2 separate regions of the Homo sapiens genome follow, and region 2 is linked to region 1. A link is a contact called in ENCODE Hi-C or POLR2A ChIA-PET data. All regions are on one chromosome and are shown on one strand. The core of a region is the stretch at or near the end of the contact, and the rest is flanking DNA. Distances in the headings are between cores, read along the strand shown. Region 1 holds the start of UBE2K (ubiquitin conjugating enzyme E2 K). Region 2 overlaps PDS5A (PDS5 cohesin associated factor A).

What was found. Hi-C counts contacts between places; a loop is a spot of excess contacts on that map. ChIA-PET counts read pairs that join two places held with the same protein, here RNA polymerase II (POLR2A). Pooled maps may share reads with other maps.
Region 2: a pooled map shows a loop between it and region 1 (3-fold over the local background). The contact joins the enhancer-like site here to the promoter of UBE2K in region 1. A Hi-C loop is called at or near these places in 1 of 168 maps with a recorded cell type or tissue (GM18951) and 7 of 50 pooled maps. POLR2A ChIA-PET finds 5 or more read pairs at or near these places in 8 of 52 experiments (Caco-2, GM12878, IMR-90 and 5 more).

The regions. Positions count from the first base shown.
Region 1 is chr4:39,695,295-39,700,912 of GRCh38, reverse strand. It overlaps UBE2K (ubiquitin conjugating enzyme E2 K), which reads right to left and starts at 2,777. Exons shown (of 7, transcript NM_005339.5): 1 at 2,523-2,777. The coding sequence starts at 2,585. RefSeq lists a silencer at 2,794-3,083 and an enhancer at 3,164-3,223.
Region 2 is chr4:39,943,859-39,949,476 of GRCh38, reverse strand. The region is part of intron 2 of PDS5A (PDS5 cohesin associated factor A); the gene reads left to right. Among named protein-coding and RNA genes, the nearest start is that of PDS5A, 31 kb to the left of the region's middle. Within about 2 kb of position 3,081, at least 6 of the 41 ENCODE cell types and tissues checked have a DNase peak (open chromatin) inside an H3K27ac peak, as active enhancers do; they include GM12878, where a contact is called at or near this core.

The sequences.
Region 1 (5,618 bases), core at 1,528-4,027:
TATTCTGCACCTTGCTTTTTCACATTTATCTTGTTGGCTGTATTTTAACACACTCTAAGAACGGCCACTTATAATCTCTCATAACCAGAATCCAGTAAGCGTCAGCTATCTTTACAAAGGCTCTTATAAGGCCACCCCAAAAAGTCCTTAAATCAACCAGTGTTCTTAGTAAACACAAGCATACAAACACATGAAATAAACTTCGGTAAAGTGCTGATTTACCAAAAAAGTGACATGATGAAACATTTATTTGATCAGCCATTCAAAAGACTGTATTTACACCCTTAAAAAGGAAACACATGGACTATACTACAAGTCTTCAATGAGTTGAAAATAACAATACACTTATAGAACTGGGGCTACTAAAATATCAAAAAATACTGGTGAAAATAAGCTATTTATTGGTTATATTTATTCCAAGATTAAATGATGTGACCCTTTCCTAAATGTTCTTTCCAACTTATTTTCCCAGAAGTTTCCTTCCATATTTATACAGGTACTGTTCTAAACAAAACAAAACAAAACAAACAAACAACAAAAACAACAAAAAACCTGTCTGTTTGCATTTCCTGTTTTCTTCTTCTGAAACACTTTTGATGCTTATCTGAAGTAAGGCTTCAACATCCCTTACGTATAAAGAGCAGTGTTTTTTTAATATGCATTACTAGAGAGCAATACAAGTATTTCTGGTAATCTTCAACTTAGTACTAAGAATACCACGGTGAAAAGTCAGCTCATAAAAAGCAAAGAGACCACATTAATTACCAGAGCAGTAACTTACTGTTTCTGTTACCGTAAGTAACAGAAAATAAAGCATTAAAAGTCTATTAAGTTTCAGGCTTGTACAACCTTATTAAACAAGAAATGTTTTCAGTTGTTGGCAACAACAACTGCTTTCATTAGGAGTATATATGTCAACTAACCTGGAATACATTTTCATATTAAATAAGTTAAAATTGCTGTTTCATTGTATCAGTACAGACACTTATGACTCTATTTCTGCATTGTACCACAAAATACAAAGTCATCCTTCCATTCAGAGTTTTGGCATATGAACAAACATAGAGGTCAGAGTTCATACACATGCTCTGTAAAACCGACCATGACTTATATACTACTTTCAATAAGTCTGTTGTCATTTTTGAATTTTAAATAATTTTTTCTCCATGTATACTCATCACATACTTAGAATGCTGAATTTCACAAATTATTATTGACACTATTAAAGTACTAACTGTAAAAGAAAAACACAAATAGCAATGATATATTCAATAATGGTATGTGAATCTTGAAAATAATCATTTTCTGTATTACTTTTTGTTTAATTCATGTGGGGAAGACAATCTGGCATTCTTGTTGATCTTGGTATGAGAAACTGTACTAATACTTGCATAATTTTGAGTCAAATTACTAGAGCACTGTGAATATCTTACATAAATAAACGTAGTACAAATGTATCTAAATTCTGCAGGACTTAAGAGCAACGGGAGGCAACTTTTTTGAAAATCTGTTAAGTCGTGATAAATCTCAATAAGGAGATGAAACAATGTATTAATCTGGTGAAATTTCACATTTTTAATAGGTCTGCTTTTCAAAAGTAAGAATCAAGTTAACTATGAGGGACATCATAATGAAGTTTCGTGGCACAACACGAGTCACAGAGGCACTGTCTTAAGACAGTCTCTCTGATCTGTAACTTGTAAACAATATTTTGAAATAAGCTACTCATACATTCCATTATTTGTTTCCTAACTAAAAATATTTACATGTCTTTAATACACCAAACACCTTGCCTTTGCCCACTCAAAAGATTGAGATGTCAATAAAGATGAGGCCTAGGAATTTGGGGGTTAAGTGGAAAAGAGATAATTATCTTATTTGGAATTAACTTGCTAACTCAGGTGAAAATTCCCTTACCCCTGCCACCAAATAAGACAGTATTCTATTATGTCTCCCTTTGACTCCTAACACCCAACTAAGAAGGACTAACTCTGAATGTCCTTCCTTTTTAATCAATACCTAAGGACTCACTGCTCCTTCCCCAAGAAAAGAACAGTGAAGGCCTGACAGGCAATAACCCCGAATACCCTCAAAAGTGTGGGCCTTCGAGCAGCACTGCTCTTGGGATCCAGTTACCACCTTTCCCCTTCCCCCAACCCACTTCCCGGGTTTTCTCAGGCTCGGCCTGCTCCCTCCCCACCCCACAGCCACATTTCCAGCTGCGGCCACCGCCTCGGGTTCTCTTGTGAGCTTCCATCCCTCCGAGGAGTTGCCCCCTGTCCATCACCTCCCCAAACCATGTTCCACCCCAGACCACCCGCCCGCGAGACCGTCCATCCTAGCGCTCTGGGAGGGGAGGGGAAGGCGGCGGAAGGAGGAGGGGAACACTGCTGCTTCCTCACAGGCAGAAGGGCGGCCGCAAGGAGGACCACCCAGGGACTACCGGGGATATCGGGGTCGCAGCTGGGAGGACCCTCCCGCCCCAGGCAGAGGTGGGGGATATCCGGGAGTTCATTTCTGACCTCCTCGCTCTTCAGCACCTCCTTGAACTCCCGCTTGATTCGCTGCACCGCGATGTTGGCCATGTCTCCGCCCGCAGCTGATTCGTACCCGCCTCCTCCGCCACCGCTACGACCACCGCCACCGCCGCCACCTCTTCCTCCACCGCCTCCTCCCTCGGCGATTCAGACCTGAGCACACGAACACTGCCACTACCACCCCGGCCGCCGCGCTCGCCTCAGTGTGGAATCACCTCCGCGCCCGGCCACCAAAATGGCGCCGGGTCGGCGCATGCGCACGACGTTGACCCGGCCGGGCGGCGCAGCCGCTCCCGTTGGAGCCCCCATACGCCCGAGCCACGAGCTCGCGTCTCGGCTGGGGCTGCGGCCGCGTGGCTCCGCCCTGCCGGCGTCTGGGGCCGCGAGGGTGCGGCTTCCAAGCTGGCCGGCCCTAGCCGGCCCCCCCGGCCCTTCCCGGCGCCTCCGCTCCTGTTTAAACCCGGGTGCTGTGGTCTGGGCTTCCAGCGCTGGCCTCTGACCGAAGGTTCGGGCGCAACCGAACGGGTTTCCGACGCCGCACTCGGCTGGAACGCCGCCCTGACTCAGCTAGACCCGGAACCCGGAGGCTGAACGCCGTGTCTAGCGCAGGAAAACGCTCTCCCGGATCTCGGTCCGGCCCATTTTCAGTTGGTGTAGCCCCAGAAAATCTACTGCAGTCGTTTTTGTTCTGCAACATTTATAGTACCACGATTATTCCCATCATCTCAGGTAGCACAGATTATTGAATTAAGGCTGGTTATTGTTGGATCAGATTGGGTTTGAGACAGGTACTCGGTGGAGAGGCCTGAGGGTGGGTTTAGAAGCCAGATGTTGCTCTTTGACCTATTTAATACCGAGCTTGACACACACACACAATCTCTCTCTCTCTCTCTCTCTCTCTCTCACACACACACACACACACACACACACACACTCCTATGCCCATCCCTAGAGTGTAGGGTGGGCCTAAGACTGCGCTTCTAACAAGTCTCCCAGTTGCTGCTGCTGTTGGTGCTGGTTCCGGGACCACATTATGAGAACCACTGAACTGAATGAAGCATGTGAAAATTCACATATATTAAAGTGAAAATTGGAGAAATGGAAACAATTACAGTACCCTTCAGGGGACTCGGGGTGGGGGAGGGGGAGCCTTATTTCTGTAAACCTAGGCCTCAAAGGTGCCTGGTGATAGTAGGCACTCAATAAATATTGAATGAGTAAATGAGTACAGATAAGACTAAAACGTTTTTGCTGGCGCGGCGGATCGCTTGAGGTCAGGAGTCCGAGACCAGTCTGGCCAACATGGTGAAACCCCATCTCTACTAAAAATACAAAAATCAGCCAGGTGTGGTGGCAGGCACCTGTAATCCCAGCTATTCTGGAGGCTGAGGCAGGAACATCGCTTGAACCTGGGGGTCGGAGGTTGCAGTGAGCGAGATCGCGCCACTGCACTCCAGCCTGGGCCACAGTGCAAGATTCTGTCTCAAACAAAACAAAACAAAACAAAAAGTATAAAATATTTTAAGTGGAAAGTAAGTTTGAAAGTGGTTTCTGGGCCAGGTGCGGTGGCTCACGCCTGTAATCCCAGCACTTTGGGAGGCGGAGGCGGGCGGATCACGAGGTCAGGAGATCAAGACCATCCTGGCTAACACGGTGAAACCCCGTCTCTACTAAAAAAATATAAAAAAAATAGCTGGGCGTGGTGGCGGGCGCCTGTAGTCCCAGCTACTCGGGAGGCTGAGGCAGGAGAATGGCGTGAACCCGGGAGGCGGAGCTTGCAGCGAGCGAGATTGCGCCACTGCACTCCAGTCTGGGCAACGGAGCGAGACTCCGTCTCAAAAAAAAACAAAAAACAAACAAACAAAAGAAAGTGGTTTCTGGTCGGGCGCGGTGGCTCACGCCTGTAATCCCAGCACTTTGGAAGGCCGAGGGGGAGCAGATCACTTGAGCCCAGGAGTTTGAGACCAACCTGGGCCCTATGGTGAAATCCTGTCTCTAAAGATAATAATTTTTAAAAAAGAAAGTGGTTTCTAAGGTGCATAGTAATAATGGTTTGGTACTGAGAAGCATTTTGAATAGAACATTTTGGAATAAGTAATAAGGGTGTCATTTCAGAAGTTTATACTTCATGCACTTTCTTCACCTAGCCAATCAGTAAAATATCTATTATAAAAATATCACAAATACATGGTTTTACCAAAAGTAATTAAAATTGTGGTGGCAAACATGGAAATAGCCAATGGAGGCGAATCAGTGGGGGCACAAGGCAAAAGAGAATTTCTTAAACTCCCGCCCCAGGAACCAAGAGGAGATTTTAAAATTCCAGTTCTCTCCCATGGCAGTTCTCTTGCCAGCTTTTATTTCCTCATCTACGAAACGAGAAAACTGGATTAGATTATCTCTCTCAAGTTTTAAGAGTTCAGAATTCGAAAATATCATCTCAAAACATTTCCCCTAAGTGGGCTGACATAAATTATATAAACCCTTCTAGCAGAGCCCCCTAGTGGTCCTAAGAGGACTCAACCATATACGTAGGTCATGGTACAAGGAATTATTGGTGTAATGTAAATCACGCAATGCTATATGTATTTGTGCCAGTAGACTTAAAAAAATTATTTTGAAGAGTGCAAAAACTTTTTGAGCACTTTACATTATCACTGTCCAATCCTAATCTTGGAATGTGAAGAAACTTGGAATACTCAAAGGGGGACCAGTTAGAAGGGTCCAGGCCGGGCGCCCTGATTTATGTCTGTAATCCCAGCACTTTGGGAGGCCGAGGCGGGCGGATCGCTTGAGCTCAGGAATTCGAGACCAGCCTGGGCAACATGGTGAGACCCCCGACTCTACTAAAATACAAAAACTTAGCTGGGTGTGGTGGCGTGCGCTGTAGTCCCAACTACTTGGGAGGTTGAGGCAGGAGAATCGCTTGAACCCAGGAGGCGGAGGTTGCAGTGAGCGGAGATCACACCACTGCACTCCAGCCTGGGTGACAGAGGGTGACTCTGTCTCAAGAGAAAAACCACAAAAAGACAATTCCCCCTCTCCAAAAAAAGGTCTGGTAATTTCTTTCTTTTTTTTTTT
Region 2 (5,618 bases), core at 1,832-4,331, 250 kb before region 1:
CTCCCCACAGTCCTAAGGAATCACTAACCTACTTTTTGTCTATGTACATTTCCCCGATCTGGACATTTCATATAAATGGAATCATAAGCAAGTGGTCTGTTGTGGCTGGCATATTTCAGTTAGCATAACATTTCGCCCAGTCATACCATCAGTTCTTTTTTTTTTTTTTTTTTTTGAGATAGGTTCTTGCTCTTTCATCCACGCTAAAATGTAGTGGCTCCATCTGGGTTCACTGAAGCCTCGACCTCCCGCATTCAAGCAATCCTCCTGCCTCAGCTTCCTGAGTAGCTGGGACTATGGACATGTGCCACCACACCTGGCTATCTTTTTTTTTTTTGGTGTTTTTTGTAGAGACAGGGTTTCACTATGTTGCCCAGTCTCAAAATCCTGTGCTCAGGTGATCTCTGGCCTTGGTCTCCCAAAGTACTGTGATTACAGGTGTGAGCCACCATGCCTGGCTTTCATTATACCTTTTATGGCCAGATAATACTGTAGTGTATAGGTGTACCAAATTTTGTTTATCCGTTTGTTAGTTGATAATAAATGGGGTTGGGCTGGGCTCAGTGGCTCACACCTCTAATTCCAGAACTTTGGGAGGCCAAGGTGGGCAGATAATCTGAGGTCAAGAATTCAAGACCAGCCTGGCCAACATGGTGAAATGCCATCTCAACTAAAAATAGAAAAATTATCCGGGCATGGTGGCACATGCCTTTAATCCCAGCTACTCAGGAGGCTGAGGCAGGAAAATTGCTTGAAGCCAGGAGGCAGAGGTTGCAGTGAGCTGAGATGGCACCACTGCACTCCAGCCTGGGCAGCAGAGTGAGACTCGGTCTTTAAAAAAAAAAAAAAAAAAAATCCAGGCGTGGTAGCTCACACGTGTAATCCCAGCACTTTGGGAGGCCGAGGCAGGTGGATCATGAGGTCAGCAGTTCAAGACCAGCCTGGCCAAGATGGTAAAACCCCATCTCTACTAAAAATACAAAAATTAGCAGGGCCTGGTGGTAGGCGCCTATAAACCCAGCTACTCGGGAGGCTGAGGCAGAGAATTGCTTGAACCCGGGAGGCGGAGGTTGCAGTAATGCAGTGAGCCGAGGTCGCACCATTGCACTCCAGCCTGGGTGACAGAGCAAGACTCCATCTCAAAAAAAAAAAAAAAAAAAAAAAGGTTTGATTCACCTTTTGGCTATTGTGAATAATGCTGCTATAAACATTCTTGTGCAAATTTCTCTTTTCTTTTTCTTTCTTTCTTTTTTTTTTTTTTTTTTTGAGACGGGATATCTTGCTGTGTTGCCTACCTCCTGAGCTTAAGGAATCCTGCTGCCTCAGTCTTTCAAGTAGCTGAGACTACTGGTACGTGCTACCATACCCAGCTAATTTTTAAATCTTTAGTAGAAATGGGGTCTTGCAGTTGTTGCCCAGGCTAGTCTTGCATTCCTTGTCTCAAGGCATCCTCCCTCCTTGTCTTTCCAAATTGCTAAGATCATGGGAGTGAGCCACCATTCCTGGCTTATGTGCAAATTTTTGTGTGGACATTGCCATTATTTGGATAAGGTTTGTCCTCACCAAAACTTATGTTGAAGTTTGGTTCTCATTGCAGCAGTGTTGGGAATTGGGGCCTACTGGGAGGTGTTCCATCATGGGGCCAGTCCCTCATGAATAGATAATGCCATCTTGTGAGAGTGAGTTCTCACTCTTCTGGGACTGGATTAGTTACCCAAAAAGTGGGTTCTTATAAACAAGCTTGGTCCAACTCACAGCCCGTGGGTCACATGTGACCCAGGATGGCTTTGAATGTGGCCCAACACACATTCATAAACTTTCTTAAAACATTATGAGACTATTGTGCAATTTTTTTTGTTTGTTTTAAGGTTATTAGCTATCATTAGTGTTAGTGTACTTTATGTGTGGTCCAAGACAATTCTTCTTCCAGTGTGGCCCAGGGAAGCCAAAGGATTGGACACTACTGTTAGAAAGCAGGTTTACTCCCTCATGTTTATTTCATGTTTCCTCTCTCTTTTTTTTCCCCCCTTTCAGACAGTCTCTCTCTCACCCAGACTGGAGTGCAGTGGCATGATCTTGGCTCACTGCAGCCTCCGCCTCCCGGTTCAAGTTATCTGCCTCAGTCTCCTGAGTAGCTGGGAGTACAGGCACATGCCACCATCCCAGGCTAATTTTTTGTATTTTTAGTAGAGATGGGGTTTCACAATGTTAGCTAGGCTGGTCTTGAGCTCTTGACCTCAAGTGGTCCGCCAGCATCACCCTCCCAAATTGCTGGGATTACAGGCGTGAACCACCATGCCTGGTCATGTTTGTTTAATTTCTTTGTCAGATTATTCATTCCAAGTGTATAGAAATAGGATTTTTAAAAAACATATTTTAATTAATTTTTTTTTCTCAATAGAGATAGGGTCTTCCTGTGTTGCCCAGGCTGATCTCGAACTCATGGGCCTGAAGTAATTCCCCTCACCTCATCCCCTCACAGTGCTGGTTTTACAGATGTGAGCCACCACTTCCAGCCTATAGTAGTCCTTTATGATCAGTTTTATTTATTTCTCTTTTTCCCAAGACACAAGTCTTGCTGCAACGCCCAGGCTGGAGTGCAGTGGTGCAATCTTGGCTCACTGCAATCCACACCTCCTGGGTTGAAGCGATTCTCCTGCCTCAGCCTCCCAAGTAGCTAGGATTACAGGTGCCCGCCACGCCTGACTGATTTTTTGTATTTTTAGTAGAGACAGGGTTTCACCATATTGCCCAGGCTGGTCTCGAACTCCTGACCTCAAGTGATCCGCTTGTCTTGGCCTCCCAAAGTTCTGGGATTACAGGCATGAGCCACCACGCCTGGCCAATGGGTTTTATTTCTGTAAGGTAATTAGTAACATGTCTATTTTCATTCTGAATGTAGTAATTTGGTCTTTTTTTCTTGGTCAGTCTAGCTGAAAAGTCGTCAGTTTTGTTGATGTTTTCAAAGAACCAGCTTTTTGTTTCCCTTTCTCTAGCTGCCATCATGTTCTTCTGGGTGGTAATATTTTTGGCAACTGATATAGGAAGGCGATGCCCACTTCTGCTTCTCTGCCACTGTCTGCTTTTTCCCACCACCCGTTTCTCATCGTGCCTGTAGGGGAATTTCCCTATACTTACTGTTGATTTTCCTCTAAACTCTCACTGCTCCTGCCATAATTAATTCCATCTGCCTTTTTCCCACATATGTACGCTTGTCTGCTTGAATCTCTTTTCCTTTCCTTTTTTTTTCTTTCTTTTTTTTTTTTTATTGAGATGAAGTCTCACTCCATCACCCAGGTTTGAGTGCAGTGATGTGATCTCAGCTCACTGTAACCTCTGCCTCCTGGGTTCAAGCGATTCTCCTGCCTCAACCTCCCAAGTATATGGGATTACAGACACCTGCCACCATGCCCAGCTAATTTTTGTGTTTTTAGTAGAGACGAGGTTTCGCCTTGTTGGCCAGGCTGGTCTCGAACTCCTGACCTCAAGTGATCCCCCCCTCCCTCCACGGCCTCCCAAAGTGCTAGGATTACAGGCGTGAGCCACTGCGCCTGTCCTGCTTTTTTTTCTTTCAACTCTTAATCCGTTTAACCTTAGAAAAACTGCTGTGTTTTATTTTATTTTTGAGCAAAAACACCTTACATAATGTTTGATCATTTTAAGCATAAGGCAAACGATTTACCTTTATGAAGGAAAAGGAAAGCCAGAGTACTTGACATTCAGTTAATGGATTAAGAGATCTATTAAGTTGCTAGATGCTCCCATCTAAATTTTCTACTGTAGTCTTCATCTAACTAAATTGTGACAAAGTAGGCTTTTTGAGTTTGCCTGGGAACATAATCACTTAGTAGTTATAACTAATACAGTACAGTTTTTATAGTATAATGTGTGTATTTCAGTAGTCATTTGGGGAAGCATTCCTCCTACTATACTATATGTAACATATAGGTAAGAGTACTAAGCAGTGAGTGACTAGCTACATTGCCTGCATTTAATTTTTTTTTTTTTTTTTTTTTTTGAGGCAGTCTCGCTCTGTCGCCCAGGCTGGAGTGCAATGGCGTGATCTCTGCTCACTGCAAGCTCCACTTCCCGGGTTCATGCCATTCTCCTGCCTCAGCCTCCCTAGTAGCTGGAACTATAGGCGCCTGCCACCACGCCTGGCTAATTTTTTGTATTTTTAGTAGAGACGGGGGTTTCACCATGTTAGCCAGGATGGTCTCGATCTCCTGACCTCATGATCCGCCCACCTTGGCCTTCCAAAGTGCTGGGATTACAGGTGTGAGCCACTGCACCCGGCCGCCTGCATTTAGATTTTTATGCCCTTGGACAACTTATTTGGCCTGTTTCCTCATCTGTTAAACGGGGGTATTAATAATAATGCTTCTCATAGATATCATTGTATTACATAAGTTAATAGTGTATTCAAATTATTTGAAATGTACCTGACGCATAGCAGGAACACAATACATGTTAGCAGCTATTAGTACTATTGCAAGTGGTTCCTATAAACAAATAGGCTTTAAGAATTAAGAATTTGTAAAGAAAATAAAATGGAAACAGTTTGAGCTGTAAAGAAAAAAAGAATAGAGGATTTATTATGTGAGGGTCAAAATATAGAATGATTTGTTTGTATCATATCGTCTTCACTCGTTTTATTCTTCCATCTTACAAATACCCAAAGATTAGAGAGCATCTGAGGTTATGTTAAAACCAAGTCTCAAAGCCTTTGAACCCGCCATGCATGTATCAAACTCTCAGCTTTTTGTTTTTTTTTTTTTTTTTGAGATGGAGTTTCGCCGTTGTTGCCCGGGCTGGAGTGTAGTGGTGTGATCTTGGCTCACTGCAACCTCCGCCTCCCAGGTTCAAGCGATTCTCCTACCTCAGCCTCCCGAGTAGCTGGTATTACAGGCATGCACCACCAAGCCTGGCTAAGTTTTTGTATTTTTAGTAGAGACGGGCTTTCTCCATGTTGGTCAGGCTGGTGTGAAACTCCTGACCTCAGGTATCCGCCCACCTCGGCCTCCCGGAGTGCTGGGATTACAGGTGTGAGCCACTGTGCCCCGCCACACTCTCAGCCTTTAAGGCCACTCATAATGTTTTAGGACCTTATGAATTCCCCTTGAGGCTAAAAATAACTTCTATTATGATTGTTCTGTTACAGTCAGTATCCAGGTAATTTTTAAGAATCGTGTTTGTGGGTTATCTTGAAGGCGGAAATAAATGGAGTAAACCATTTCTTACCTACATTAGAAACCTTCCATAATGATTAATAGTGTATTTTTTTTTTTTTTTTTTTTTGAGACGGAGTCTCACTCTGTTTCCCAGGCTGGACTGCAGTGGTGTGATCTCGGCTCACTGCAAGCTCCGCCTTCCTGGGTTCACGCCATTCTCTTGCCTCAGCCTCCTGAGTAGCTGGGACTACAGGTGCCCGCCACCACGCCCCGCTAATTTTTTTGTTTTTTTAGTAGAGATGGGGTTTCACTGTGTTAGCCAGGATGGTTTCAATCTCCTGACCTCGTGATCCACCTGCCTCGGCCTCCTGAAGTGCTGAGATTACAGGCATGAGCCACCACACCCGGCCGACTAATAGTGTATTTTGTAGTATGTGCTTGTTAAAT